Linked DNA regions of Homo sapiens: region 2 is linked to region 1. The links are chromatin contacts, found by Hi-C or POLR2A ChIA-PET in ENCODE. All regions are on one chromosome and are shown on one strand. Each heading gives the region's core, a stretch centred on a gene start or an enhancer-like site at or near the end of the contact. The rest is flanking DNA. Distances are from core to core; before and after follow the strand shown. Region 1 has its middle 340 kb from the start of LINC01615. Region 2 has its middle 280 kb from the start of LINC01615.

Region 1 (3,292 bases), core at 460-2,959:
AAAGAAAAATGGGCAGAAGTCCTGACTGGACATTTTGCTAAACAGCAAAACAAAATGTCCAAAAACAACAACAAAAAATTGCTCAATCTTATTAGAAATCAAAGAAATGTAAATAAAACCAAAATTAGATATTTTTACCTTCCGGCCAAATAGAAAAAAGTAAAAAATCAACCAATACAGAGTGAAGGTTAAGGTGAAACCACAGGAATGCTTACATTGTTGGTGCGGGTGTGAATCATTATTTTCACTTTGGGAATGTTTGCCATTACTTACAAAGTAGAAAATGAAAATATCCTAAGAACTAGCAATTCTCCTAGGAATACACTCCAGGAAGCTTTTGACAGGCACATGATAAATACATGACATTCAGAAGATAAATACAAGAAAGTCCACAGCAGCACAGCCAGAAACTGAAATCCACCCTAAGTCCATCAACAACAGGGCAGGTTTGTTCTAAAATTGTGATTTATTTATATATTTGAAAACTATACAACAGTAAAAGTGAACAAATCCTATCTACATGCATGTATCTGGATAAATGGCACAGTGATGGGATAGAAAGACACCACTAAAGATGTATACAATATCATTTTACTTACAGACTACAAAAACAAGTAAAACTTACCAGATATTCTTCTGTGGATGCACGTACAATAAACCATAAAGAAAAGCAAGGAAATTATGATCCCAGAAGCAGGATAATGGCTACTTCTGTTTGGGAATGAAGAGGATAGAATCATGGATGGCTTATGCAGAGGTGTTTTGTATACTGAAAATGATTCATTTCTCAACCTTGAGATGCTGACATGGGCTGTGTGGGTGTTAATTTTATCAATACTGATAAAATATACATATATAATAATTGTATACGTGTGTTATGTCAAGTATAGTTCACTATGAAATAAAATTAAATAAATAAAACCTTCTGTCCACATAAAGACTTGCACAGTAGTGTTCATAGTGCCATTAGCCATCATAACTAAGAAGTGGAAGCAACCCAAATGCTCATCCCCTGTGACTCCATAAATGACTGTGGTATATCCACGCGATGGAATGCCATTCAGTAACAAAGATGAAGGCACTATGTGCTACAATGGGGTTGAACCTCAAAGCACTGTGCTCAGTGAATGAAGCTAAAAATAGAAGACAATTTACAGCATCCTGTTGATAGGAAATCTCCAGAAAAGACATTTGTGGAGGTAAAACCTAGAGGAGAGGTTAGCCAGGCCTTAGGTGGAAATGAGGATTGCCTGCAACTGCGTGCGAGAGATCATCTCGGGTGGTAGAAATGTTCCAAAATTGTACTGTGGTAGTGGTTACAATGCGGTACATTTACAAGAAAATCATTGAATTGCACACTTAAAAAAGGTGAATTTTATGTTATGTAAATTAGACTCCCCAAAATCTGTCAAAACAAAAAAATGGAGTACAAATACACAGGAAAAAAAAACTGTTTTTTCAACCCCAGGCAACAGTGTTCTCATGTCCTGTCTCTCTCCCTCTCTCTCTGGTAAATCAGCCTTCCCTGCTGAAGATGTCGAGATAAGAAATGGAATTAAAGTGATACAAGAAACAGGGCTAAAGCTTGGGGAAGGGCTTAGCAGACTCGAGGGGCCTGGAGCCTGTCCCAGCACAGAGACGCTCGGGGCAGGGAGCCTGGCTGCACTGTGGCTTTGCAATCAGCCTCATAAGCAGCCTCGGGTTTTGTCTGCTTCATTTGGTCACATGTGAGCATGGAACGGGAGGAGGCAGGATGTCTTTAGGATGAAAGACACAAACAAGTTGAGAGTAAAAGGATGAAAAGACAGACCATGCAAACAATGCTTATAACCGAGCCAGAGCGGCTGAGCTCGTATCAGAAGTAATAGGGTTAGTACAGATTTCACCTCCTAACCTCTTTGGATTAAAAACATCAAACCAGAACGTTAGCATCATTAAAAAGTATCATCTCTGTGATCATTCCAGGCTTATAAAAAGCGTTTGATAAACTGAGCTAAGAATCCAAACTTGAGTGCGGCTTTGAAAGGGGATGGGATTTTATGTGTTTACTTCTTATAATGTTAAGATGCTTTGACATGGGGGCATTAAAAGTTATGTGTGTTAATTTTATTTAAAAGTTTTACAAAGCCTTAGCCATCATATCACATTGCCCCATCCCCATTAAATATGTCATACTTTATAGTTTTAAAAAAATTCTTCTTAAATGCAGCGTTCATGCGGCCCTATAAATCTCTACATTAAACGGCCTTCTAAAAAAGCTGATTTTCAGCCACACAGCACTGACATCAGGAGAGAGACTCGGTGTAGCTGAGGAAGATGTGGGCTTTTAAAATGCCTCCGTAATGCAGATCTGGGAACTCAGCCATCGTCCTATTGTTAAAAGTCATTGCCAAAACACTTCTTAAGAGCAATGGTATCGTGGAGAAAGGCAATTAGACTGATCCCTGCAGGTTTCAGGCACCTGGAAGCCTGGGCATCTTTGGGATGCAGCCCGCTCCCCGGCTCACGAGCCTGCTGTCCTGCAGACCTCTGAACGCGAGAGTGGCAGGAGTTTGTCACTATAGCTTCCTTAGCTTCCTTCCAATGTCCCCAAACACTGACAATGCTATGTAAAGAATAAAAGGAGTCCGGTCCCTCCCTAGGGTATTTTGGCCTTGAATACGGAAACATTGGTGGTTTGCCGGCGGACCTCACAAGGGAAGGAGAGAAAGAAAAGCTGTTGCTTGGAGTTTGTTTTCTTTAATGTGGAGCCATAATTCCAAATTATTTAAACAAGATAAGTATCTCTTAAGGTATTTTTAGTAGTGCGAAGTTAAGTGTCATCACGCCATGTCTTACGCCACGTGGAAAACATGGTCTTTATTCAAAACAAGAAGGGAGCCCGGGCCTGTCCCCACCTTGATGGCGTGGGCCCGTTTTCTAGCTCAGGAAAATGGCCACGGAGCCTCCAGGAGGAAACCCGGCAGCCGGGTGGCCTCCCGTCTCCCTCCCTGCGCTCTGGCCACGGCCGCCACCCCACAGTCACCCGTGCAGCTCCCGCCTCCTGTGCGCCCCTCACTCAGCCCAGGGCCTCAAGAAGATTCTGTGCTTTCCCCACCCCGGCACCCCCGGCAGGAACGGGGGTCCCTGCTCCCTCGCTTTATAGAGCTTCCTTCAAATCCCAGCAGCCGACGCCCTCGTGCTCGCGGTCCCCCCACGCTCCGTCCCCGCCTCGTGCACGCGTCCCCCCGCGCTCCGTCCCCGCCTCATGCACGCGTCCCCCCGCCCCAGGCTCCATCCCCGCCTCGTGCAC
Region 2 (3,292 bases), core at 203-2,702, 57 kb before region 1:
AGAAATGAATCAATGCCGCAGTGTCGCTCGGCCGCAGACAGGCCGTAAATATACCATTATTAATCTCTGCTTAATAAATGAAAAGGCGGGGCCGCATGGCTGCTGGCTGCGGTGTCTGTGCGGCCCGGATCAGTGGCCTCTTTGTTTGGGGTGAGGTGGGTGGGGGACTGGTGTTGTCACCTGAAAACGGAGACATGGATCACACCCCTGTCCCCAGAAGGCCCCACCGTTCACCATTGATGACTCACAAACACAACTGTGGGGCTCTGAATCCAGAAAGAATGCACACTCGCTGGGCGTGGGAATGGTGGTGCCTCTGGAATAAACATTTACCCTGGAGGTGTGTGTCTGCTTGCAACACAAACGTCTGTCCATGCTGCAGTCTCTGTGTTCCCATCGCCCCGCATGACGCTGCCTCTTCACAGGGTCAGGAACAGCGCCTGTCTAGAGGGTGCAGGGAGAAGGGAGCAGCAGTTGTTGGCTCCGAGAGCAATTTTTCATGTCCTTCCACACAAGCTCTCCCTCCTCACTTTCAGTCACCTGCAATGGTGGAATTTTTTTACCCTTATTTTAAAAATTAAAATGTACACACATGAAGATTCCAAAATAATTCGTTACTTCCTCAAACTGCAGCAAATGGGGAAAGTCAGAGCAAGACCCAGATCTTTGGAATTCAGATCCACTCTTCACACCGCCAGACGAGGCTGGGATGGCCTGGGATTCAGGAGAGGCGGTGAAGTTGGAGGGGGTCAGCAGCCCTCACGGCTACATCTGCAGGAGGACCACCAGGGGCCAGGCCCAGCGCTGGGTGAGCCTCCCTCCTCCTCTGCAGCAGGACCCCCATGGGGCCAGGCCCCGGGCTGGGTGAGCCTCCCTCCTCCCAGGCTCTGCAGGCCTCCTGGGCCTGGGCTCTCCGTGGCCCCTATCTGAAGCCCCGCTCTTCATACATTTGGCTTCCCAGCTTCTTCCCAGGTAATCCGACCATTGGCTTTACCCAAATCACTCAGGATTCAGGAGGAAAGAGCAGGTGAGGCAAAAAGGAGAAAGGGAAGCACAGAAAACTACGAAGAAATAATTAACAATCCTTCCATGCTAGAAAGAGGAAAATGCATTCATCCTTTCAGAATCCCGCGGGGCGGTTCCCGCCTGATGGAGCCAAGGTCCCCGCGGGTCTGGAACCCCTGGACAGGCCCGGCCTGATGAGCCATGCACGGTCCTGCAGGTCTGGACCCCCTGGACAGACCCGGCCTAATGAGCCATGCACAGTCCTGCAGGTCTGCGGTTCTCAAACCCCTGGACAGGCCCGGCCTGATGAGCCATGCACGGTCCAGCAGGTCTGGAACCCCGGGCAGGCCCCCAGGCAGCCCCGGCCCTTGGCGGCACCCGCGGAGCCGGCGCGCTGCGCAGCCTGAGCACCAGAGGGCGCTGGCGCGCTTTAAACGCGGACGGGAATTGGAAGCCCTGGTTCTGCCGCTCCCCGGTCCTTCCCGCGTCTCACGCGACGCCGGCCATGCAATTATTTGTGCACATAATTACGGCATAAAACGGACGCACGGTGAGCCCTTTAACGCACCCTGTCTAAATATCTGATAGTTTTCAGTTCCATGGACACATTCTGGTGGATTCAGGTTTTGACACTTCAATGATTTCGGAAGCCCTGTAAGAAAAGTAAAACCGAATTACAAACAGGAAGGACAGCAGGAAGCCCTCGCCTGCAGTGAGAAGAGAAACCTCAACAACACTACGCGTTCTGAAAACCTAGCAAATCTTCTCCAACAAGGCCCATCTGAACGTGATACAATGTTTCTACTGAATAACGGCCCCACATACACATTTCCCCCAATTTTTCTGCATATTATTCAACCACCTTTTCATGTGCCAATGGCTATCTCTATTTTAATATTGTTTTCCTTAGAGAGAACAGAAAGAAAACTCAGTTTCCAGAGTCGCAGGAAATAGAGTTGTATTGGGACTGCGCGGTGAGCCTAAACCCGTGGTCCGCCGCAGAACTTGCTTTTCCGACTGCCAGCCCCGCCCGGCACTGCCGACGCTGGGGTTCTGAAAAGTTCTACCTTGCACAAGTAATTGCCATTGTGTTTGTGCCACATGCCTTTTCCTGTGTGTGATGTGTTTATCGCTGCATGTACTGCATTCTCGACAGGAGATGCTTGACAGACGAGGACTTTTGTTTGGATAAGGTGGGGATGAACCTGCATATAATTTAGGGTGTACAGATTGGAAGAATTTCCTGCAGAGCAGCTTCGGGGTCGGCGCCTTTGAGCCTTGTGTCTGCCTGGCTGTCCATCCCCCTGGGCCCTGGAGGACCCTTCTGCGTCGGAACTGACCTCTGGCCCTGCTCCTTCTTGTCACAGGCCGGGTGAGACACACGGTGGTTGGGTGAATGTTCTGGAAGCCACTTCCACACTGGGAAGATCAGCAGTAATTCAACTATCCACAGACGTGATGGTGAACCATGAGTGGATCCCACCATGCCAGAGTGAAATTACTGCAGTTCATCTCTTTTCAAATTGGATCTCAAAGTCCTCATGATCCCTTCGATGCCACCAGACACCAGGGAATGGCGGCAGAGAGGACATGGGAGGGGATGGAGAGCTGTCCAGACTCCGTGAAGACAGACATGTGTCCAGCTTCCCTCCTGAGTCCCTGCAAGAGACGGCAGCTGAGGGAGCTCACATTCAAGCTTCATGGACTGCACTGTAAATCCGTCTCCTAACAAGTTTGAAATGATTTAGAATAAATGAACCTAGAGTCATAGAATCACTGTTATTTGAGATTGAAGGGAACTTTTACATACACTGTCTGGCCTGTGGCTCTATCTGACAAATGAGAAAACAGACCCAGAATCTCAGAGCAGGGGCATGATACAGCACCAGCTCCCAGTTGGCCCTTTTTCACCTTATAGATTAAAGGTTTTCTTCCTTATTGGCAACCTACTTTAGAAGTCATTAAGTATCTCTCTGAGGAACTGCATGTGCTTCCAAAAGTTAAGCAAAGTTTCGAAGTTAGGTGCTGCAGCAAAACCTTTAAAAAAACCCAAAGTCTATATAGGCTGCTCTCTGCCCTACGAGTGCAATAGAAGAGTAACCCTTCTAGTGTAAGTCAAGGCTTGACATGGCCAACTCCGAAACCAAGTATTTAGGGAAGAGCATCCCGTCTAGCGTAAGTCTTGACACGGCCAAACCCGAAATGAAGTATTTAGGGAAGAGTAACCCTTCTAGTGTAAGTCAAGGCTTGACACGGCCAACTCCGAAAACAAGTATTTAGGGTGGGG

Evidence for each region. A loop is a pair of places that touch in the nucleus more often than their neighbours do. ChIA-PET counts read pairs that join two places held with the same protein, here RNA polymerase II (POLR2A). Pooled maps may share reads with other maps.
Region 2: a map of natural killer cell shows a loop between it and region 1 (2.1-fold over the local background). The contact joins two enhancer-like sites. A Hi-C loop is called at or near these places in 2 of 168 maps with a recorded cell type or tissue (Calu3 and natural killer cell) and 1 of 50 pooled maps. POLR2A ChIA-PET finds 5 or more read pairs at or near these places in 1 of 52 experiments (Panc1).

The regions. Positions count from the first base shown.
Region 1 is chr6:168,825,993-168,829,284 of GRCh38, reverse strand. No RefSeq gene overlaps it. Among named protein-coding and RNA genes, the nearest start is that of LINC01615, 340 kb to the left of the region's middle. Within about 2 kb of position 1,709, at least 3 of the 41 ENCODE cell types and tissues checked have a DNase peak (open chromatin) inside an H3K27ac peak, as active enhancers do.
Region 2 is chr6:168,882,936-168,886,227 of GRCh38, reverse strand. No RefSeq gene overlaps it. Among named protein-coding and RNA genes, the nearest start is that of LINC01615, 280 kb to the left of the region's middle. Within about 2 kb of position 1,452, at least 3 of the 41 ENCODE cell types and tissues checked have a DNase peak (open chromatin) inside an H3K27ac peak, as active enhancers do.